Linked DNA regions of Mus musculus: regions 1 and 3 are each linked to region 2. Evidence: chromatin loops called from intact Hi-C (ENCODE). Cell type or tissue: left cerebral cortex. All regions are shown on one strand.

Region 1 (8,000 bases), 58 kb after region 2:
AAGCAACTGTTTGAACAAAGCTAATAAAGAATCCACTCCCATAGACACCAGCAACCATCCTCCAGCAAAGACTGGGAGCCATGATGGCTGAGTACTGCAGAGGGCTACCAATGGCCACATACCTGTCATAGGCCATGGCAGTCAGCAAGCAGCACTCAGATGCACCCATCCAAGCCAAAACAAAATTCTGAGTGGCACAAGCAATGAAGGAAATTGTTTTCTCTGTTTTTAAGAAGTCTGAAAGTATCCTTGGGCTGATAGAAGAAGAATAGCATATATCTATAAATGACAGGAAACTGAGAAAAAAGTACATGGGTGTTTGTAGGTGAGAGTCCATTCTGATGAGGATGATAAGGCCCAGGTTCCAAATCAGAGTAATGAGGTATGTCCCTAGGAAGACAGGAAAAAGGATGAGCTGCAGCTCAGCTTGGTCCAAGAGCCCCAGGAGGACAAACATGGCCACAGAGGTGTGGTTTCCATCTCCCAGCACAGATCTGCTTGGCATCATCTGCTGAAGAAAGGTGAGAAATTATGTTATTTTTCATCTCTGAACACCCCACTTCACCCCACTACACTCCAGAATCTTGGGCATGATGTCTCATTGTTTCTCAGTAAAATACATCAATTTCTGCCTTTTTAAAATTTAAGAATAGTAGCATGGAAAACAATGTTTTTGGTGAACTGATAAGTCAAAGCATCGTATAAAAAATCCAATAGCTGGATAAGATGTAAAACTTCCCTATGGAGGCATAAATATATTCAAGAGACCCTGTGTAGGATGAAGAAGAGATATAGTCATGTGCACTATTACCAGCCCAGTGCAGGAAGAAAGGTAGACTCTTGAAAGACTCCTGGGAGTTAATATATTTTTATCAACAGAACTTATCTCAGAGACACTGCTGTGCAAATGAACTGGGCAATGAGTAGGTCATTAAAAGTGCTGTCAGTCACAGGAGAATGAGGGCTGAGAAGACGCTTCTATTGGTTCATGTTACTAAGCATGAGGACCTGAGACTTCATGCAGGTAACAGCACCCACACAGAAGTCAGGATCTGTCAGAGTACTTCTGTAATCTCAGAGCTGAATGTATGAGACCAGTGCAGACATGGAGATATTGTAGCTGTCTATCCAGTCTAGCCATTCTTGACAATATTTAGTGAGAGAACTTGTCTCAAAAGCAAATTACAAAACAAAAGATCAAGCAAATGAACACCAACGTGGGTGGCTACCAAGAAAGATACCTAACATTTGACCTTTATATACATCTTCCAACACACATGCACATATCCACAAAAATATATGCATACATTACACACACACAAACACACACACACTCTCTCTCTCATACTAACCTGTACATTTTACATAAACTGTCAGGAAAGGAGGATAAAAGCAGGGCTGCTGCCTGCTCTCCATGAAAGGAAGGGTAATTTGTCCTCCTTGAAGAAGATGAAACTATAAGGTAGTACATTAGTTTTCAAAACGGCTGTAGTAACTGATAATCTGGATTTCAGCTTTACATAGCAGCACCTGATAAATATGTACCCATGGAGCTCCAAGAGAGAAAATTGCCACAGCAATGCACTCCTGGGTTTATCTGGCTTAATCCTGACATGATATTATTCATCTCAGAGGTATCATTATATTTCCATGTTGTTTTCTCCACCCAAAGGTATTGCTATTTCTACTAAGCCTTGTTTCCAGTTGCCTCTTGTTAACGAAAAAGGCTTAATTTTTCTACTTTTATTTCAGAATAGAGATTGTCCAGAGGTAGTTTATCTTGGTTCCCTTTCCCCTAGATTTTCTCATCATTTTTTTTTTGTATATTATATTTTCCTCACTCAACCTCCATTTGAGCTTACTTAAGGAAGGACTTTGAATGATAACATCAAAAAATATTGAAAAGAGAAGGACATTGAACAATAACATCAAAAACTATCCCTGATATCCTCCTTTCCTTTAAGACTTCTGATTGACAGCCCTTCATAATATTAACTTAGAAGACATTGAAAAAGCAATCATGATTAAGCCAACCATTGTCAGAGACAAAATATGAAGAACTTTATCTACTAGGAACGATGAAGATGGAACTAATCTCAAAGGACCAAGCACTGCATTGATTCCTCTTTTCCCTTCTTTCTCCTGCTTCCCACTCTTTTTTTTCATTTTGCTAATCCTAGTCACACATTCAGAAGTTTCTCATAGTCAGCTCTGGTGGAGTATCCCAGTAGTCACACCACTCAGGAGGATAAGAAAAAGAATTGCATGAGTTCACATTTTCAAGACCAACCTGTACAACATAGTGAGATCTTGTCTCAAAAAATGTCCCTCAGTATTGGCCATGCAAATGTGTGTGTACATGTACACCTGTAGAAACTACAGATTCATGTTGGGTGTCTAGATTATTTACTCTCTATTTTAATTTTTGAGAGAGCCTGGGCTTCTTCAATTTGGCTAGACTGGCTGGCCAGAGAACTTTAAGAATCCACCTATCTCTGCTTCTCCAATACTGGTATTACAAGTGCATGTCACAATACTTGATTTATTACATGGATGCTGACATGCAAACTCAAGTCCTTATGGTTTCATGACAATCACTTTACAACTGAGCCATCTTTCCAATTTGGACATAGAATTCAAAAAAACATTTGTAATTGGAACATAAAAAATAATGACATGACCATGCAATGCGTCTGTACATCTTGCATTTTACAATGCTGAAAGCAGACAAAACATATTTATTTTTCAAGTATTTATCATTTTATATTGTAAAAATATTAAAAAATAATTTCTTTTAGCCTTTTGAAAATTTCACTAAATTACAGCTGCCTATACTTATCCTACCATGTGAAAGCAAACTTGAACAAAAGGAGAAAAGTAAGAGATACTTTCTGACTTCAAATCTAGGATGTTAATCAAAATATACTAGATTTTCTATGTAGAGAACAATAGTTTTTATAAATTTAACTTTTCTCAATGAAAGAAATCTGATAGGTAAAGCGCTTCAAAATCAATCCACAGCTCTTATTCTGAGTCTGTATTCTCAGACCTCAATATCAACTGAATAAGGAAAGACTTTTACAGACCACCCATCTGGTCCTCATTCGCCATATGCTAATTATATTCACACAGCCTACATATTCAGATCAATCTTCTACAGATGTGATTGCTGTGTTAAAAATTGCACAATCCAATTACATAGTGAAACCTAGCATTGAAGGATGATTAGATAAAGTTATTTGTAAATCTATAAAGTTGTATCTGGATCTGAGCCCCTTGACTTACTTTGTTATTGCATCTCTAAGAGACTTAGAGTTTTTGAAAAGGTTTCCTTTCTTGTGATCCAATCCCTCTTCTTTGTGGTGCACCCATGTATTCTGAAGTGACCAATAAATGGTTCCACTTCTGGTTCTGGAGCATCTATCTCATTTTCTTACTATTTAAGTTCAGTAATTGCTTTATTGTTTGCAAGGTTGGACTTCATTTTCTTCAGCAATGAGCCAGCTGTAGAGCAAGAAGCTTTTAAGTGCTTGAGGATTTTCTCTGTTGCATCTTAGAAAAGATTTGAATGCACAACTCACACAAAACATAAGCAATTAAAGCCACACAAACTGTTAATAACAGGTCTCCTGGGCTATAGAGGAGAGAGCAGCTTTAGAAAGGGTTCCCTGCCCAGGCTCTTCACTCTCTTGGGAAAGCATTCATCTTTTGAGACATTTGGAAGTCAACAAACCTTCTTTTCATTCTGAAAATATCTTAGAGTTCATATAGAGGTCATGCTTAACCTTGCTATCCACTATGCCAGTTTTCCATAGAAACCATTGCTACTTCTCTCTGCAACTCTGAGTCAGACTCCCTGTAATGGACTCTCAAGTTCTCTATTTTCATATTCTAGGCCAATTCTCTTAACTTTTAAATGAGACTGCATGAATGGATCATGTTTAAAAAGATGTCACAGATATTTGGAAATGAGAAGTGACAAATAGATCTCTTCTTCCCCTCATGTTTGTGTAGCTCAATGATTTAAAGAGTAAGGAAAAAACTGAAGGAGCATAAGGTCAGAGAAGAAGCGGCAAAGAGTAGGAATGAGTTTCTAACCTAGTAATGGGTTTAGAAAAATTAGAAAAGACAAATAATATATGAAGTTCCCAAAGCACACACCAAGACAGAGCCCTTCCTCCTCCCTTTACCTTATCGTGTGATCTTCTCTATCCAAATGCACAGAAAGAAAAATACAGCCAGCCCAATGAAATCAAGGAGAAAGCTTAAGTAGTATAAATGCCTGAGAAAACACAAGCATAAGGCAGATGGAAATGACGAAGACAGTGTAAGACTTGAGAATTGAATTCATACAGGAGATAACAATGTTGAAGAAGACTTACACTGTAATGAATATGGAATTGAAAAACCCAAATAATTTAATTAGAAACTCAAAGGAAAGCCTTATATGTAGAATGAATCAAGCACAAGGCAGAATATCTGGTCTTAAAGACAAAATTGAGAACCTAGATCAGATAAGAAAGGAAAATGAAAAAAATTATGAAAACAAAGAAGAGATTAGGTGTGGCATGGTAGGAGCCTGTATGTTGGGATATAGGTAAAGATGATCTTGAGTAGAAGAAGACTAGAAATTGGCTGAAGTGCATCAAAGAAGGCCAGAATAGATTGGGGCATTGGGTGCAGGACCTGGGCTAGATCTGAAGTGTTGGGGAAATGGAATGGATGGGGAGGGCAGGAAGAATCAATGGACTAGACCTTGTAGCCCAATTTTGATATAGAACTAGACTTGTTTTTGAAAAGTAAAGTCAACCTTTTAAAGACAGAAGCATGAAACCTTGCATTCATAGTCATGGACTGTGGTTGATTGGTCTTCTGCTAGTGCTCCTAGAGGCACTCATGTATGATCTGTGGAACCATGCATGTGTTGGGAAGGCTTGGCTCTGCCTATGAGCCTCCTGTCTCCTAAGAGACACTAGCTTAGCAAACTGTTCCAAGAGCTAATGGGATTAAGTAGACTAAATATATTAGCAAGGATGAGCTTCAGTACCTCACTGTGTAGATATGATCTTACCCCTTTGTTTTAGCTTTCGTGTGTGTGTGTGTGTGTGTGTGTGTGTGTGTGTGTGTGTGTTTGTGTGGTGTGTATCATAGTCAGGAGCCCATGGACCTGGACCAATTTCCTTAATTATAGGCTACTCTATGTCTTTTGCTGGAGTGGTGATAGGTAGTAGGAAAGGCTGTTTGAATCCTAAAGGTTTGGATGGCCTAGAAACCTGGTTATTTTGCATACATTTTCAAATGAAGGGTCGGTTTTCAGCCCTTGTCTACCCTGTGCAGGTTCCTGCTGCCTTAATTTCTATGGTTGTTCAATGATAATCAGTTCACTTCTTTCTGACTTTTCCTAACCACCTGTGTTGTTGCTATGACAGAACACTTAACAAAAACAATAAGCTGGGGGAAGGATTTACTTTGTCTTATAGTTTCAGAGAATTTAGTCCATTATGGATAAGGTATGATGTTGTGGTGGTAACTAAAATATGTGCTATATATAACAGTAACCTTGGCATTTTGCCATGGTGTTCTATAAAAGGCAGAGGCAGTATCTTGTATTGTTTTGTGTATATTGTGGCCCCTCTATCCAGTAACTTGGAGGGAGGTATTCCAAAGACAAGAAAACTTTATTTTATAAACTCTTAGCATGCAGTATATATACATATATATATATGTATGTATATATATTTTTGAAAGCAAAATTTTAAAAAGATGAAATGTATATATGTTCTAATAAACTATCATTAATGTTAAGTATAAATAACTTGGTAGTTTTGACTGTATGAGTCAAATTACTAACATTTATATTAAAATCATGTGGTTATTTAATTTGTTCAGCACATATTAAATGCATATGTGAAGCTGGGCATTATTCTGATACCAAACAAACCAAGTTCAGCAATTAGTGACTAAAAATAAGGTGAGTATGCTGTAAAATCATCTTTCTCATTTAGAAACCCAAAGAGACAGATTTTTAAAAATAATTTTATTAGGTATTTTCCTCATTTACATTTCCAATGCTATCCCAAAAGTCCCCCATACCCTCCCCCCCCCGACTCCCCTACCCACCCACTCCCACTTTTTGTCCCTGGCATTCCCCTGTACTGGGGCATATAAAGTTTGCAAGTCCAATGGGCCTCTCTTTCCAGTGATGGCCGACTAGGCCATCTTTTGATACATATGCAGCTAGAGTCAAGAGCTCCGGGGTACTGGTTAGTTCATAATGTTGTTCCACCTATAGGGTTGCAGATCCCTTTAGCTCCTTGGGTACTTTCTCTAGCTCCTCCATTGGGGGCTGTGTGATCCATCCAATAGCTGACCGTGAGCATCCATTTCTGTGTTTGCTAGGCCCCGGCATAGTCTCACAAGAGAGAACTCTATCTGGGTCCTTTCAGCAAAATCTTGCTAGTGTGTGCAATGGTGTCAGCGTTTGGAAGCTGATTATGGGATGGATCCCTGGATATGGCAGTCTCTAGATGGTCCATCCTTTCGTCACAGCTAAGAGACAGATTTATAACATCACAGAAAGAATATGAATTTGAGACTCCAACCTTTCTACTGTGAATCTTAAGATCTCTGACTTAGGAAAATAACCTTTAGAGATGAGAGAAGGATGCAGTTAAACTCACCTTTCAGCAAAGATGCGCTAGTAGTCAGCTATCCATTTCTATGAGATGCCTGACAGAATTAGCTGATAAAGTCAGAAAAATTACACAGCCACTGTGTAGGCAGTTGTAGTGCAAGACTTGACAGTCCCATTGCTTTAGGGCTGGGATGGGAGCACTGGGTAGTAATTGTGAGAGCATAATGGAGTAAACAGCTTACATCCTGAGCCAGGAGGCAGACAGAAAAGAATTTATTGGGTCCACAAGTCCTTGCATGCTATGTCACTAGCAACCATTGACTAGATTCCAATCTGTTAAAGATTCTACCACCTCCCAAATGCCTCATTCTGGGAATCCAGTTGATAAAACATGTCCCTTTGCAGACAAAACATAGCACACACCAAATGCCTAATGAAAATGCAGGCCATGGTGGATAGATTCATTACCTTAACATTACCTACATTAGTTTGAATAAGAATACACGCACAAAGTTCATATATTTGGATGCTGGTCACCAGTTAGTGGCATAATTTGAGAAGGATTAGAAGATGTGTTGAAGTGGAAATTCCTGATTTCTTTGGAGACTCAATTGTGTCATGTGATTTGTTTTGTCTTATGAGAGGATGTAGATGAGAGGATGCTTTGCTGAAGCTGGTCTTTGCTAATGACAATGGAATTGGCATTGATTTGCCTTGCTTTCCCTAATGGTCGTTTGTCATGACTTCATATAGAGAAACACATCAAAGAACTTCTCATGATATTCCAGCAGCTCCTTTTCCCTTCTGCTGACTCTGTCTGATTGGCACAGCCTTGTGGTTTCTTCTGGACTGAGTTACTGCTGTTGATTTGTGTGAACTGAACTGCTGACATCCTGATAATTCAGATTCAGTTCACCCCAAAGAACCATTTCTAAGCAGGTCCACATTCTCTTTTGTTCTATTTACCTTTCCTTTCCACTACCTCTGGTGGGTGATAGGCTAGATGTGAGGGTAGAACATTAAGTACCCTTTCAAAAGCAGGTTTTGAAAAATCTAAGCCTACAGCATGTCCTTGCTGGAGTGTAGCAGAATTTTAGCAGAACTGTTGTGTCTGAAGTGAATCTGGAGTGATGGCACTTAAGCTTTGAAGTAGCCTTTTGTCAGTGACTGTTATCTGAGATTTTATGGGGTTGTTCTTTTGAAGGGCTCTCAGAGCCTTCATATAACTTAGTCTGAAGACACGTTTGGCAAACCAGGAAATCTTGTATGGCTGAGAATAGCTTGGATGATGGGCCTTTCAAGTCAACCCCTAGATCATCTAAGAAGAATTTGGTATGCCGAAATTGACTTACTAAAAGTGCCTTTT
Region 2 (8,000 bases):
TAGAATGAATCAAGCACAAGGCAGAATATCTGGTCTTAAAGAAAAAATTGAGAACCTAGATCAGATAAGAAAGGAGTATGAAAAAAATTATGAAAACAAAGAAGAGATTAGGTGTGGCATGGTAGGAGCCATTTAAGTAGACTAAATATATTAGCAAGGACGAGCTTCAGTACCTCACTGTGTAGATATGATCTTACCCCTTTGTTTTAGCTTTCGTGTGTGTGTGTGTGTGTGTGTGTGTGTATGTGTGTGTTTGTGTGGTGTGTATCATAGTCAGGAGCCCATGGACCTGGACCAATTTCCTTAATTATAGGCTACTCTATGTCTTTTGCTGGAGTGGTGATAGGTAGTAGGAAAGGCTGTTTGAATCCTAAGGTTTGGATGGCCTAGAAACCTGGTTATTTTGCATACATTTTCAAATGAAGGGTCAGTTTTCAGCCCTTGTCTACCCTGTGCAGTTTCCTGCTGCCTTAATTTCTATGGTTGTTCAATGATAATCCGTTCACTTCTTTCTGACTTTTCCTAACCACCTGTGTTGTTGCTATGACAGAACACTTAACAGAAACGATAAGCTGGGGGAAGGATTTACTTTGTCTTACAGTTTCAGAGAATTTAGTCCATTATGGAGAAGGTATGATGTTGTGGTGGTAACTAAAATATGTGCTATATATAACAATAAACTTGGCATTTTGCCATGGTGTTCTACAAAAGGCAGAGGCAGTATCTTGTATTGTTTTGTGTATGTTGTGGCCCCTCTACCCAGTAACTTGGAGGGAGGAATTCCAAAGACAAGAAAACTTTATTTTATAAACTCTTAGCACGCAGTACATATATATATATATATACATATATATATATATATGCATATATATATACACAGATATATATGTATATATACTTTTAAAAGCAAAATTTTAAAAAGATGAAATGTATATATGTTGTAATAAACTATCATTAATGTTAAGTATAAATAACATGGTAGTTTTGACTGTATGAGTCAAATTACTAACATTTATATTAAAATCGTGTGGTTATTTAATTTGTTCAGCACATATTAAATGCATATGTGAAGCTGGGCATTATTCTGATACCAAACAAACCAAGTTCAGCAATTAGTGACTAAAAATAAGGTGACCAAGAGTATGCTGTAAAATCATCTTTCTCATTTAGAAACCTAAAGAGACAGATTTTTAAAAATATTTTTATTAGGTATTTTCTTCATTTACATTTTCAATGATATTCCAAAAGTCCCCCATACCCTCCCCCCACTCCCCTACCCACCCACTCCCACTTTTTGGCCCTGGCATTCCCCTGTACTGGGGCATATAAAGTTTGCAAGTCCAATGGGCCTCTCTTTCCAGTGATGGCAGACTAGGCCATCTTTTGATAAATATGCAGCTAGAGTCAAGAGCTCCGGGGTACTGGTTAGTTCATAATGTTGTTTCACCTATAGGGTTGCAGATCCCGTTAGCTCCTTGGGTACTTTCTCTAGCTCCTCCATTGGGGGCCCTGTGATCCATCCAATAGCTGACTGTGAGCATCCACTTCTGTGTTTGCTAGGCCCCGGCATAGTCTCACAAGAGAGAGCTCTATCTGGGTCCTTTCAGCAAAATTGCTAGTGTGTGCAATGGTGTCAGCGTTTGGAAGCTGATTATGGGATGGATCCCCAGATATGGCAGTCTCTAGATGGTCCATCCTTTCGTCACAGCTAAGAGACAGATTTATAACATCACAGAAAGAATATGAATGTGAGACTCCAACCTTTCTACTGTGAATCTTAAGATCTCTGACTTAGGAAAATAACCTTTAGAGATGAGAGAAGGACGCAGTTAAACTCACCTTTCAGCAAAGATGCGCTAGTAGTCAGCTATCCATTTCTATGAGATGCCTGACAGAATTAGCTGATAAAGTCATAAAAATTACATAGCCACTGTGTAGGCAGTTGTAGTGCAAGACTTGACAGTCCCATTGCTTTAGGGCTGGGATGGGAGCACTGGGTAGTAATTGTGAGAGCATACTGGAGTAAACAGCTTACATCCTGAGCCAGGAGGCAGACAGAAAAGAATTTATTGGGTCCACTGGGTCCACAAGTCCTTGCATGCTATGTCACTAACAACCATTGACTAGATTCCAATCTTTTAAAGATTCTACCACCTCCCAAATGCCTCATTCTGGGAATCCAGTTGGTAAAACATGTCCCTTTGCAGACAAAACATAGCACACACCAAATGCCTAGTGAAAATGCAGGCCATGGTGGATAGATTCATTACCTTAACATTACCTACATTAGTTTGAATAAGAATACACGCACAAAGTTCATATATTTGGATGCTGGTCCCCAGTTAGTGGCATAATTTGAGAAGGATTAGAAGATGTGTTGAAGTGGAAATTTCTGATTTCTTTGGAGCCTCAATTGTGTCATGTGATTTGTTTTGTCTTATGAGAGGATGTATATGAGAGGATGCTTTGCTGAAGCTGGTCTTTGCTAATGACAATGGAATTGGCATTGATTTGCCTTGCTTTCCCTAATGGTCGTTTGTCATGACTTCATATAGAGAAACACATCAAAGAACTTCTCATGATATTCCAGCAGCTCCTTTTCCCTTCTGCTGACTCTGTTTGATTGGCACAGCCTTGTGGTTTCTTCTGGATTGAGTTACTGCTGTTGATTTGTGTGAACTGAACTGCTGACATCCTGATAATGCAGATTCAGTTCACCCCAAAGAACCATTTCTAAGCAGGTCCACATCCTCTTTTGTTCTATTTACCTTTCCTTTCCACTACCTCTGGTGGGTGATAGGCTAGATGTGAGGGTAGAACATTAAGTACCCTTTCAAAAGCAGGTTTTGAAAAATCTAAGCCTACAGCATGTCCTTGTTGGAGTGTAGCAGAATTTTAGCAGAACTGTTGTGTCTGAAATGAATCTGGAGTGATGGCACTTAAGCTTTGAAGTAGCCTTTTGTCAGTTACTGTTATCTGAGATTTTATGGGGTTGTTCTTCTGAAGGGCTCTCAGAGCCTTCATATAACTTAGTCTGAAGACATGCTTGGCAAACCAGGAAATCTTGTATGGCTGAGAATAACTTGGATGATGGGCCTTTCAAGTCAACCCCTAGACCATCTAAGAAGAATTTGGTATGCCGAAATTGACTTACTAAAAGTGCCTTTTGTATAACAGTAGAAAGAGCTTCTAAGAAGCTGTCAGTGTTCAGAGGCTGATCCACTGCAGCTGAGAAGCCTAAATCCATCCTACAGTATCTCTCTTTTCTTCTATCAATCATCCTGCACAACCCTGAACACATTGACATTGGAGGAGGTGTGTCATTAGGGATGTGATTTGAGGTTTTAAAAGCCTATGCCAAGCCCAGTCCCCTCTCTCTCCTTCCCTCATTCTATATGCCTTTCAGATCAGAGTGTTAAGCTCATAGCTATTGTTCTAACCCCATGCCTGTCTGCTTGGCATGATGATCATGGACCAACACTCTAAAACTGTAAGCAAGTCCCTGATTAAATGTTTTCTTTTATAACAATTACCTTGGTTGTGGTGTCTCTTTACAGCAAAAGCACAGTAAAAAAGATATCATTATTTCACAATATATATATATATATATATATATATATATCTCAAACATTGCGTTGATCCCCATAAATAGAAAGAATCATGATTTGCAAATTTAAAGTGTTAAGTAAAATACGTTAATGAAATCAAAGTCAAATAGAACTTTAAGAAGGACAAGCTGCAGAGTGACTCAGAGGAAGAGCTCATGATTATCAGATAGGAATCGTGGGGGTCAAGCCACAGCAAGGTTACAAAACTAGGATAGAGTACTTAGGTGGGCAAAGTAGAAATCTCATGCATGCCCTTCTGTCAGAAAACTACCAAAGATAACATATGTGGTACAGAACAATTTGTGAGTCTCCAAAGATGCAAATCCATCAACACTAGAAAATGTTAAATGCAGAAAGAATGCCAGTTTTGTCTTGTAGCAAAAGCAGGAACTAGATGGGAAATAGTTGGCACTTGGTAGTGGCATCTGTCACAGGATACAAGAGGTAACAGGAGAGTAGGGCAGTGATACAGGGCTTTTTAGAAGACAGAACTTTTGGGTGGTTCCCAATGCACATCCAAGTAGCATTTAAGCCCACATGGATTCTCATTTGTATTGTAGGCTGAGGGTCAAGCTCAGGGGTTAGATGTCCCCTAAAAATCAGTTTCTCAGCTCACAGTTATCAGAAATGTACCAAAAGTCAGTTATAACTTTTCTTTCTTCAGCTCATTTGGATCACATTTTTTTTTCTTCTTAAAGATTTCATAAGAAAAAAATGTATCCACATTTCTTGTTTGTAAGACCAAAATTTTATGAGAACAATAAAAACTCTGCATACAATAAGCCATACTTTATGCGTGCCAATTTTCCTATATGTGCAGACACTGAAGCAAAGTCTAACATCATAGCTTTATTTCAGGACTTGGTTGCTTTTTTACTTCTAGAATGTGGTCCATAAAACTCCGTGGTCTGCCTGTCTTCCAGTTAGACAATGCCAGCTAGCCATCTGGCCCGGCAGCTCTGAAGAGAGATGCTTCCACAGCCAGTTTGCAAAGGTTCCAAGCCATGATCGGAGTGACTGTGGCTATTCCTGTGCTTGTGGGAAGAGGGGCCGGTAAGCAGTATGTAACCATACTTTTTATTGGGTTCTTTCCCCACCACTCTCCTCCATCCCTTCCAAATCCCCAACTCTAGGTAGGAGAGAAAGAAGGTTAGAGGGGAAAAGGGGTGTCAATATTGCTAAACTGCTTCCTGCTGATTAGAGGTGTTGAGTTTCTTGGGGCAAGTGCAATCTTCATCTGCAGGATATCTCCTCCAGCAACCAGGGAACCTGCAAACAGCAAACAGCCAATGGCAACCATCAACAGCACCTGCAGGGGAACCACAGCTGCCAACCCCTCTCAGGCTTTGGTATTTTCAAATCTTCTCAGGAATCTCCAGAATTCCAAACATAAACTATCTTCAGCTGGCAAAATCACACCCCTGCCAGAGCACGAGACAAATTAGTTAGCTGCTGTGCAGAATCTGATGCAGCCTAATAGCCCACATCTGGGATTAAAACAAAAATATATTCAGATAACATATCAGTATTTTAAAGAAACCAAAATTCTCTCTACAGCAGTACTGTGCTTGGGCTTTTCCAGCATCAAAAGGAGCAGGAGGCATGAGAAAGTGAGGATGGAATGAAAGCAGTGAGGCTCAGGGAGATTTTGCTTATAACATACAGTGGGGGTGTAGAGAGTATCATATATGCAAGCAGGATGGCTCCCCTGCTGACTTTTTCATCAGGGGCAGGGAGACAAACCAATTCTGTGAACACCGGTTAGTAAATGATTACTCCTTGTGTGGTTGACTAAAAATTAGTTTAGCCTTACATTTGTCCATTGTTTTTGTAATTAGAACTGTGTGTTTATTCATGCCTTCAGAGCCCTAGGATAGAATGCAAGCTGTCACACTGGTGACAAGTGCCTTTACCACTGAACTACCTCATCTGTCTAAAAATTTTTTTTTTTTGTCCACTATAACCATTGCATCACTCATCCATTGCTCAGAAATATAGATCAGTAGGATGGAGAATGTCGAACATATACAGGTATGTCCAGAGTTGTAGGTGCAGCAAATTACTGTAATATTGATTATGTTGTGACTTTTAGTGCAATGAGCCATCATAAAGCAAACTTGACCAGATGCCAGAAATATCAAAATAAATGTGATGGCTTGATCCAATTGGCTATGTCAAACCAGGGCAAACTGTCCGGGTTTAGTATAGGACAGTAAGAAATTGCAGGGTCTCTCATGTTTTTCAGATATGATTATTGGCCATTCCTTTTCTAGATGCCAGAAACAAGATGGCAAAATACTAAGTAAATAGCAATTTCTTGCCATCATTCTTCTTGAATCAAACCTCTTCCTATTCTCTTTGGATATGGTTGATGGATGCAAGTATATGGTCTATGACCCCAAACTTACTAATTCTTAGCATCAATTTTCTTAGAAATAAGCCAGCCGTTTCATTTTTATTTTTTTTTAGAAGGCACAATCAAGGCATTGTATCACTCTATTTCTTATAAACAGGAAGTCCTAGCAGATCCTTCTCATCTGTTTAGAAACACAGAACAGTGTATGGTCATGATGTAGTTTGTAGGACACTATGTTATGATACTTGTTGTCACAAGGATTTTGGACCCTCTGTGGAGAATCTTCTCTATGGGCACCGTTCATTAAGATATCAGTCTCCAGTCTTGTCCATGATGTTTCTACAATTGATGTTTCTTAAATGCCTGTGTATAGGAAAATGAGACGCTCATAGTGTAACATGGAAGCCGTAGCTCTATGGCTATTAAAGGACTTTCCATGCATCAAATCAGTTAGTTCATGCAGGAATATTTTCTGCTTCAAAGTGAAACATTTTTCTCCAAAAGCCCATGAGTTTTGTTACATTCCAGCCATGTGCATATTATTGTGGGCAACAGCAGCTGTGGAAGAACACATATATTAAAAATTTAAGATTCTGTGTCCCTAGCTGCAGATTGTCTTTTTCTTTAACCTCTTCATAGCATCTTTGATTTCTCTGTTCTTCAGACTGTATATCAAAGGGATCAACACGGGAATCACCACAGTGTAGACAACAGACACAAATCTGTCAAAACTGGAGGAGCCACCAGAACTTGAACTCAAATAGACAAAGATACTGGAGGTGAGGAATAGGGAAACAGGTGTCAAGTGTGGAGCACAGGTGTTGAATGCTTTGGATCTGCCTTTAGCTGACGTGATCTTCAGGATGGACATGACAATATAGCCATAAGATATCATGATAACTAGCATGTTTACAAATCCAAAGATCATTGTTAATATGGCAGTCAGGAATTGTCTATGCAGGACAGAACTAACAACTGTGGCATGCCACAAAAGAAGTGCTTGATGACATTAGTTCCACAGAAGCAAAGCAAACAACTGAAGTAAAGAAGCAGTGATCCCAGAGAGATAGGATTCCAGCACCTTCAGTACACAAAAAGTGGGTGACATGATCGATGCATACAGAAGAGGGTTACAAATGGCAGCATACCGGTCATAGGCCATGGCTGCCATGAGACAAGACTCACTCAGCCCCATGGTGAAAAAGATGAATTCTGAACAATGCAGCCCACAAAGCTGATAGTTTGCTTTTCCTGGAAAAAGTTTGAGAGCATTTTTTTTGGGACTGTGCAGGTGACATAGCAAAGTCCTATGATGGACAGGTTATAGAGAAAGAAATACATGGGAGTGTGGAGGTGTGAATCCATTCTTATTAACACAATGAGGGACAGATTCCAGGTGAGAGTTGTAATGTAGATGAGCAGAAATGTGACAAAGAGCAGTATTATTATTCTGGGTAAATTTGTGACTCCCAGGAGGATGAACTGGGTGATCTCAGTACTGTTTCCCCTGGCATTCATTTCCCTCGTGTTTCTAAGATCAAAAGGGAGACAAGAAAGTCCATAGTTGACCAGGGTGAAATCAGCATTACAATTTTCATACTATATGTCTTTCTCCTATGGTTGCAAAAAAAGGTGAAATGCTTCATTGTCCAATGGAAAGACCTAGTTCTCTTCTCCAATTGTCAAGAAGACACTGAGCAGAGTTGGAGAAAATGGGAGAATGTGATCAAAGAACATTTTTTGAAAAATTTAAAGAACTAAAATCAATAAGAAATAGAGCCGGACATAGATACTCATGGCTTCAATTCCAGCACTCAGCAGACAAAGCCAGACAAATCTCTGAGGCTTACTTAGTCCACATAGAGAGTTCTAGGCCAAACAACACTAGATAATACAGTCTTGTCTCAAATCAAAACAGAAAAGAACAGAAAAATCTATCCTGCTGACAAAAGTAGTGAAATAATTCAGCATATTTATAATAATTTCTGAAGTCCTTTATAAGTATATTTAAGTCTCTAAACTGGAAAATACTATAA
Region 3 (8,000 bases), 68 kb after region 2:
AGAAAAAGAAGGTTATAGGGGAAAAGGGGTGTCAATATTGCTAAACTGCTTCCTGCTGATTAGGGGTGTTGAGTTTCTTGGGGCAAGTCCAATCTTCATCTGCAGGATATCTCCTCCAGCAACCAGGGAACCTGCAAACAGCAAACAGCCAATGGCAACCATCAACAGCAGCTGCAGGGGAACCACAGCTGCCAACCCCTCTCAGGTGTTGGTATTTTCAAATCCTCTCAGGAGTCCCCAGAATTCCAAACATAAACTATCTTCAGCTGGCAAAATGACACCCCTGCCAGAGCATGAGACAAAGTAGTTAGTTGCTGTGGACAACCCGATGCACCCCAATAGCCCACATCTGGGATTGAAACAAAAATATATTCAGATAACTTATCAGTATTTTTAAAGGAACCAAAATTCTCACTACAGCAGTACTGTGCTTGGGCTTCTCCAGCATCAAAAGGAGCAGGAGGCATGAGAAAGTGAGGATGGAATGAAAGCAGTGGGGCTCAGGGAGATTTTGCTTATAACATACAATGGGGGTGTAGAGAGCATCATATATGCAAACAGGATGGCTTCCCTGCTGAGTTTTTCATCAAGGGGAGAGGGACAAACCAATTCTGTGAACACCGGTTAATAAATGATTACTCCTTGTGTGGTTGACTAAAAATTAGTTTAGCCTTACATTTGTCAATTGTTTTTGTAATTAAAACTGTGTTCATTCATGCCTTCAGAGTGTTATGGTATGTGCTTGTTATCGTCTTTCATTTTGCAGAGCCCTAGGATAGAATGCAATCTGTCACATTTGGTGACAAGTGCCTTTACCACTGAACTACCTCACTTGTCAAGTTGTTTTTTGTTTTTTTGTTTTTTGTTTTTTTTTTTAGTCCACTACAACCATTGCATCACTCAATCATTGTTCAGAAACATAGAACAGTATGATGGAGAATGTCGGGCATATACAGGTATGTCCTAGAGTTTTAGGTGTAGCATATCACTGTAACATTGATTATGTGGTGACTTTTAGTGCAATGAGTCCTCATAGAGCAAACTTGACCAGATGCCAGAGATATCAAAATAAATTTGATGGCTGATTCAATTAGCTATTTCAAACCAGAGCAAACTATCTGTGTTTAGAGTAGGACAGTAAGAAATTGCAGGGTCCCTCATACTTTTCAGATATGGTTATTGACCATGCCTTTTCTAGATGCCAGAAACAAGCCATCAAAATACTAAGTAAATAGCAATTTCTTGCCATTATTCTTCATGATTTAAATCATGCCCTTTTCTCTTAGGATATGGTTGATGGATGCAGGTATATGACCCCAAACTCACTAATTCTTAGCATCAATTTCATTAGAAAGAAGCCAATCATTTAATTTTTATTTTTTAAAAGAAGGTGCAGTCAAGGCAATGCATAACTCTATTTCTTATAAACAGGAAGTCCTAGCAGATCCTTCTCATCTGTTTAGAAACACAGAACAGTGTATGGTCATGATGTAGTTTGTAGGACACTATGTTATGATACTTGTTGTCACAAGGATTTTGGATCCTATGTGGGGAATCTTCTCTATGGGCATAGTTCTATGAATTAGCAGTCTCCAGTCTTGTACATAATGTTTCTACAATTGATGTTTCTCAAATGCCTGTGCATAGGACAATAAATAATGAGACAGTCATTGTGTAACATGGAAACTATAACCCTATGGATCCTAATGGAGTTTCCATGCATCAAATCAGTTGGTTCATGCAGAATATTGTGTGATTTTTTTTTTGGGGTGTGTGGGGATTTTGAGACAGGGTTTCTCTATATAGCCCTGGCTGTCCTGGAACTCACTCTGTAGACCAGGCTGACCTCAAACTCAGAAATCTGCCTGCCTCTGCCTCCCAAGTGCTGGGATTGAAGAGGTGTGCCACTACGCCCGGCTTATTGTCTGCTTCAAAGTAAAACTTTTTTTCTCCAAAAGGCCATGAATTTTGTTACAGTCCAGCCATGTGCATATTATTGTGGGCAACAGCAATTGTGGAAAAACACATATATTAAAAATTTCAGATTCTGTGTCCCTAGTTGCAGATTGTCTTTTTCTGCAACCTCTTCATAGCATCTTTGATTTCTCTGTTCTTCAGACTGTATATCAATGGGTTCAGCATGGGAATCACCACAGTGTAGAAAACAGACACAAATCTGTCAAAACTGGAGGAGCCACCAGAACTTGAACTCAAATAGACAAAGATACTGGAGGTATAGAATAGGGAAACAGCTGTCAAGTGAGAAGCACAGGTGTTGAATGCCTTGGATCTGCCCTTAGCTGAAGTGATCTTCAGAATGGACAAGACAATATAGACATAAGATATCATGATAACTAGCATGTTTACAAATCCAAAGATCATTGTTAATATGGCAGTTAGGACTTGTACAAAGAAAGTGTCTGTGCAGGACAGAACTAACAACTGTGGCATGTCACAAAAGAAGTGCTTGATGACATTAGTTCCACAAAAATGGAGACGAAGCAAAGCAAACAACTGTAGTAAAGAAGCAGTGAGCCCAGAGAGATAGGATGCCAGCACCATCAGTACACAAAGAGTGGGTGACATAATCGATGCATACAGAAGAGGGTTACAAATAGCAGCATACCGGTCATAGGCCATGGCTGCCATGAGACAAGACTCACTCAACCCCATGGTGGAAAAGATGAAATTCTGAACAATGCAGCCCACAAAACTGTTAGTTTGCCTTTCCTGGAAAAAGTTTGAGAGCATTTTTGGGACTGTACTGGTAACATAGCAAAGATCTATGATGGAAAGGTTGCACAGGAAGAAATACATGGGAGTGTGGAGGTGTGAATCCATTCTTATTAACACAATGAGGGACAGATTCCAGGTGAGAGTTGTAATGTAGATGAGCAGAAATGTGACAAAGAGCAGTATTATTATTATGGGTAAATCTGTGAATCCCAAGAGGATGAACTGGGTGATCTCTGTGCTGTTTCCCCTGGCAATCATTTCCCTGGTGTTTCTAAGATCAAAAGGGAGACAAGAAAATACATAGTTGACCAGGGTGAAATCATAGCATTACAATTTTCACACCATATGTCCTTCTTCTAGGACCGCTGAAAAAGAAGAAATGCTTCATTGTCCCATGGAAAGAGCCAGTCATTCTTCTCTAATTGTCAAGAAGACACTGAGAAGAGTTGGGGAAAATGGGGGAATCTGATCAAAGTGCATTATGTCAAAATCTTAAAGAATTAAAATCAATGAGAAATAGAGCCAGACATGGCTGCCCATGCCTTCAATTCCAGAACTCAGGAGGCAAAACCAAACAAATTTCTGAGACTAGCTTGGTCTACATAGTGAGGTCTAGGCCAGCCAACACTCAATAATAAAAAAGAAAAGATTTATTCTAATAACGAAAGATATGAAATAATTTAGCACACTTATAATCATTTCTGAAGTCCTTTAGAGATATATTTAAGTATCCAAACTGGAAAAATACTATAATGTGTGATTCTGCTATGTTTTGTTGGAGTGAGATCATGAACATAAGTTTACCTCAGCAGTCTTCACAGAAAGCACTCCAAAGAAGTTGAGTATACTTCACTATTTTGTGTCCCTAAGATTATCTTAATGTTAAAATTTGTTGCTTCTTGAAAAATTGCATGAGATGTGGGAGTTGAAGTGAATGGAAATCTGGACCTGATTGCCTGGGGAGGGGGCATGTAGGGGTTATCTCCAGGAAGAGACAGAGACCTGGGATAGGGAGGATCAATGGGTGTGTTCTTACAATGTGGGTGTTCTTAGATGTGATTCAGAGCACTAGAGATATGGAGCCTGGGGAGGATGCCTCCTGTGGCCAGGCAGGGACCTTGAGGTAGCAATAGGGACACCAATCCATTCATAAAATTTTTGACCCAAAACTTATCCTGTCTACAAGAAATGCAAGGACGGGGGATGGATCAGAGACTGTGGGAAAGTCCAACCAATAACCAGTCAAACTTGAGTCCCATTTAATGAGCAAGCACCAATCCCTAACATTATTAATGATACTCTGTTAGGCTTGCAGACAGCAATAAGTTGTCTTCTAAGAGGCTCCATCTAGAAGCGGACTCAGAAAGATACAGACACCCACAGCCAAATAGAAGATGAACTTGAGGATTCTTATGGAAGAATAGGAGGAAGGATTGAAGCCCTTAAGGGGATAGGGACTCCATAGAAAGACCAACAGAATAAACTATCCTGAACTCTTGTCAGCCCTCAGAGACTGAACCACCAACTTAAGAACATAAATGGGCTTGACGTAGGGATCACCCCACATATATAGCAGATATGCAGCTTGGTCTTCATGTGGGTCCTGAAGAACTGGAGTGGGAACTATACCAAAAGCTGTTGCCTGTACATGGAATATATTCTTCTAGCTGGGCTGCCTGGTCTGGCCTCAGTGGGAGAGGAAGTGAAGAGTGTCACAGAGACCTGAAGCTTGAGAGTGGGGAGAAAACCAGAGGAGCCCCCACATGATCTGAGGAGAAGGAGGATATAAATAATTCACTTAAAGAAATACAGGAGATTTTATTCTCTGGTGACTGTCTAAGGTGGGACCAGCCAGGAGCACACAGGCTGCAGGAGCAGTAGAGCAGCTAGGACAGGGCCCTTCCTGCCTCCATCTGCACCCAGGAGCTGGGGCTGTTCTGCCGATCTCTGTGCACGAATCCTGCTCAGGGAGAGCTGGTCTTCCAGGAATGCTGACACAGGCTTATAGGCCCACAGGAGGGATAAGTTCAAGCCAGATACAGCAAGACCAACTAACACCAGAGATGATCAGATGGTGAAAGGCAAGAACAAGAACCTTACCAACAGAAACTAAGCCTACATGGCATCATCAGGACCCATTTCTCCCAGCATGGCAAGTCCTGTATACCCCAACACACACAAAAAGAGCAAGATTTGTATTTAAAAATCACATCCCATGATGCTGATAGAGGACTTTAAAAAGGACATAAATAGCTCCCTTAAAGAAATACAGGAGAACACAGGTAAACAGGTAGAAGCCCTTAAAGAGAAAACACAAAAATCCCTTAAAAATTATAGGAAAACACAACTAAACAGGTGAAGGAATTGAACAAAACCATCCAGGATCTAAAAATGGAAGTAGAAACAATAAAGAAATCACAAAGGTAAACAACTCTGGATATAGAAAACCTAGGAAAGAGGACAGGAATTATAGGTGTGAGCTTCACCAACAGAATACAAGTGATAGAAGAGAGAATCTCAGGTGCAGAAGACACCACAGAAAACAAACAATCAAAGAAAATGAAAAATGCAAAAAGCTCCTAACCCAAAGAATCCAGGAAATCCAGGACACAATGAGAAGACTAAACCTAAGGATAATAGGTGTAGAAGAGAGTGAAGATTCCCAACTTAAAGGGCCAGTAAATATCTTCAACAAAATTATAGTAGAAAACTTCCCTAACCTAAAGAAAGAGATGCCCATGTACATACAAGACACATACAGAACTCCAAAAAGATTGGGCCAGAAAAGAAATTCCTCCTGTCACATAAATGCACAAAACAAAGAAAGAATATTAAAAGCAGTAAGGGAAAAAGGTCAAGTAGCATATAAAGGCAGACGTATCAGAATTATACCAGGTTCCTCATCAGAAACTATGAAAGCCAGAAGATTCTGGGCAGATGTTATGCAGACCCTAAGAGAACACAAATGCTGGTCCAGTACTATACCCAACAAAACTCTCAATTACCATAGATGGAGAAACCAGGATATTCCATGAGAAAAACAAATTTACACAGTATCTTTCTACAAATCCAGCCCTTCCAAGGATAATAAATGGAAAACTGAAGGAAGAAAACTATATACCCTAGAAATAGCAAGAAAATAATCTTCTTTTAACGAACCAAAAAGAAGATAACCACAAAAAACATAATGCCACCTCTAACAACAAAAATAACATGAAGCACCAATCACTTTTCCTTAATATCTCTTAATATCAACAGAATAGAAGAGATAGAAAAGAGACTCTCAGGCGTAGAAGATACTATAGAAGATACTGACACAATGGTCAAAGAAAATAAAATGCATAAAGACTTCTAACTGAAAACATCCGTGAAGTTCAGGAGAAAATGAAAAGACCAAATCTATTGTGATGCATCTGTAGCTCTTAACCTCTTTCCTAGGTTTTCCATTTCCAGGGTTGCCTCTATTTGTGATTACTTTATTGATTCCATTTTCATTTTTAGGTCTTGGTCTGCGTTGATCAATTCCTTCATTTTTTGCATTGTGTTTCGCAGTATTTATTCGAGGGATTTACTTGTTTCGTCTTTAAAAGGAATAGAAGAGAGCAAAGATTCCCAGCTCAAATGGTCAGACAATATCTTCAACAAAATCACAGAAGAAAACTTCCCCAATATAAAGAAAGAGATGGCCATAAATGTACACAAAGTCTACAGAACCCCAAATATAGTGGATTAGAAAAGAAAATTCTCCTGTCACATAATAATCAAAACACTAAATACACAGAACAAAGAAATACTATTAAAAGCTGAAAGGTTTAAAAAAAAAGGCTGCGTAAACGTAAAAATGGCAGAATTATCAAAATTGCCCCAGACTTCTGAACAAACACTCTAAAAGCTAGAAGATCCTGAACAAATGCCAGGCAGATGCTAAGAGACCATAGAGGCCAGCTTAGGCTACTATAACCAGCAAAATTCACAATCCACATAGATGGGGAAACCAAGATATTCCATGACTAAACCAAATTTGAACAACATCTTTCGCCTAATCTAGCCCTTCAGTGGATACTAGAAGGAAAACTCCAAAATGATGGTAAATACACCCAAGAGAATAAAAGAAATTGATCATCTTACAACAAACCTAAAAGAAGAGACTCACACATAATACCACCTTAAACAACAAACATGACAGGAAGTAACTGTCTTTAATATCTTTCAACATCAACGGACTCAATACCTCAATAAAAAGACATAAGCTAACAGACTGGATATGCAAGCAGGTTCTAACATTTTGCTGCATACAAGAAACACACATCAATGACAAAGATAGACACGGTCTCAGAGTAAACGGCTAGAAAAAACTTTTCTCAGTAAATTGTCCCAAGAAACAAGCTGGAGTTGCCATTCTAATATCCAGTAAAATAGACTTTCAACCAAAAGTTATCAAGTGAGATGGGGAAGGACATTTCATATTTATCAAAGGAAAGAACCACCGAGTCTTGATTCTGAACATTTATGCTCCAAATGCAAGGGCACCCACATTCATAAAAGAAACTTTACTAAAGCTCAAAACACACATTAAACCTCACACAAAAAAGTGGGAGACTTCAACACCCCACTCTCATCAATGGACAAGTCAGTGAAACAGAAACCAAACAGAGACACAGTGAAACTAATATACTAACTAAGTTATGAACGAAATGGATTTAACAAATCTGTATAGGACATTTCATCCTAAAACAAAAGAATATACCTTCTTCTCAACACCTCATGGTACCTTCTCCAAAACTGACCATATAATCAACCACAAACAGACCTCAACAGATATAAGAAGATTGAAATATTCCTATGCATCCTCTCAGATCACCATGGACTAAGGCTAGACTTCAATAACCACAAATACAACAGAAATCCCACATACCCATGGAAACAGAACAACTCTCTACTCAATGATAACTTGGTCAGGGAAGAAATGGAAAAAGGAAATAGATTACAGAATTCAATGAAAAAAGAAGACACAGCATATCCAAACTTATGGGACACAATGAAAGCAGTGTTAAGAGGAAAATTCATAGCCCTAAGTGCCCTCATTAAATAAACCGGAGATATCCTCTATTAACATGACTACACACCTGAAATCCCTACAACAAAAAGAAGCAAACATACCCAGGAGGAGTAGATGACAGGAAATAGTATAACTCAGGGCCGAAATCAACCAGGTAGAAACAAAGGGAACAATACAAAGAATCAACAAGACCAAAAGCTGGTTC

The links. Hi-C counts contacts between places; a loop is a spot of excess contacts. Peaks named below come from ENCODE experiments on the same cell type or tissue, not always from the same donor. Only the 100,000 strongest peaks of a DNase experiment are listed, where the experiment ranks them.
Region 1: a loop joins it to region 2, with 6 times the contacts of the local background. A loop is called at or near these places in 9 of 42 quality-filtered maps.
Region 3: a loop joins it to region 2, with 2.5 times the contacts of the local background. A loop is called at or near these places in 9 of 42 quality-filtered maps.

Annotation. Positions count from the first base shown.
Region 1 is chr19:12,229,055-12,237,054 of GRCm38, forward strand. It overlaps Olfr1432 (olfactory receptor 1432), which reads right to left and starts at 508. Exons shown (of 1, transcript NM_001011788.1): 1 at 1-508. The coding sequence starts at 508. In left cerebral cortex, no CTCF peak of the experiment used is centred here; no DNase peak of the experiment used is centred here.
Region 2 is chr19:12,171,042-12,179,041 of GRCm38, forward strand. It overlaps the pseudogene Olfr1430-ps1. Among named protein-coding and RNA genes, the nearest start is that of Olfr1431, 35 kb to the right of the region's middle. In left cerebral cortex, no CTCF peak of the experiment used is centred here; DNase peaks (open chromatin) are centred at 4,578 and 4,952.
Region 3 is chr19:12,238,666-12,246,665 of GRCm38, forward strand. Olfr262 (olfactory receptor 262) reads right to left here and starts at 2,994. Exons shown (of 1, transcript NM_146688.2): 1 at 2,056-2,994. The coding sequence starts at 2,994. The coding sequence ends at 2,056. In left cerebral cortex, no CTCF peak of the experiment used is centred here; a DNase peak (open chromatin) is centred at 189.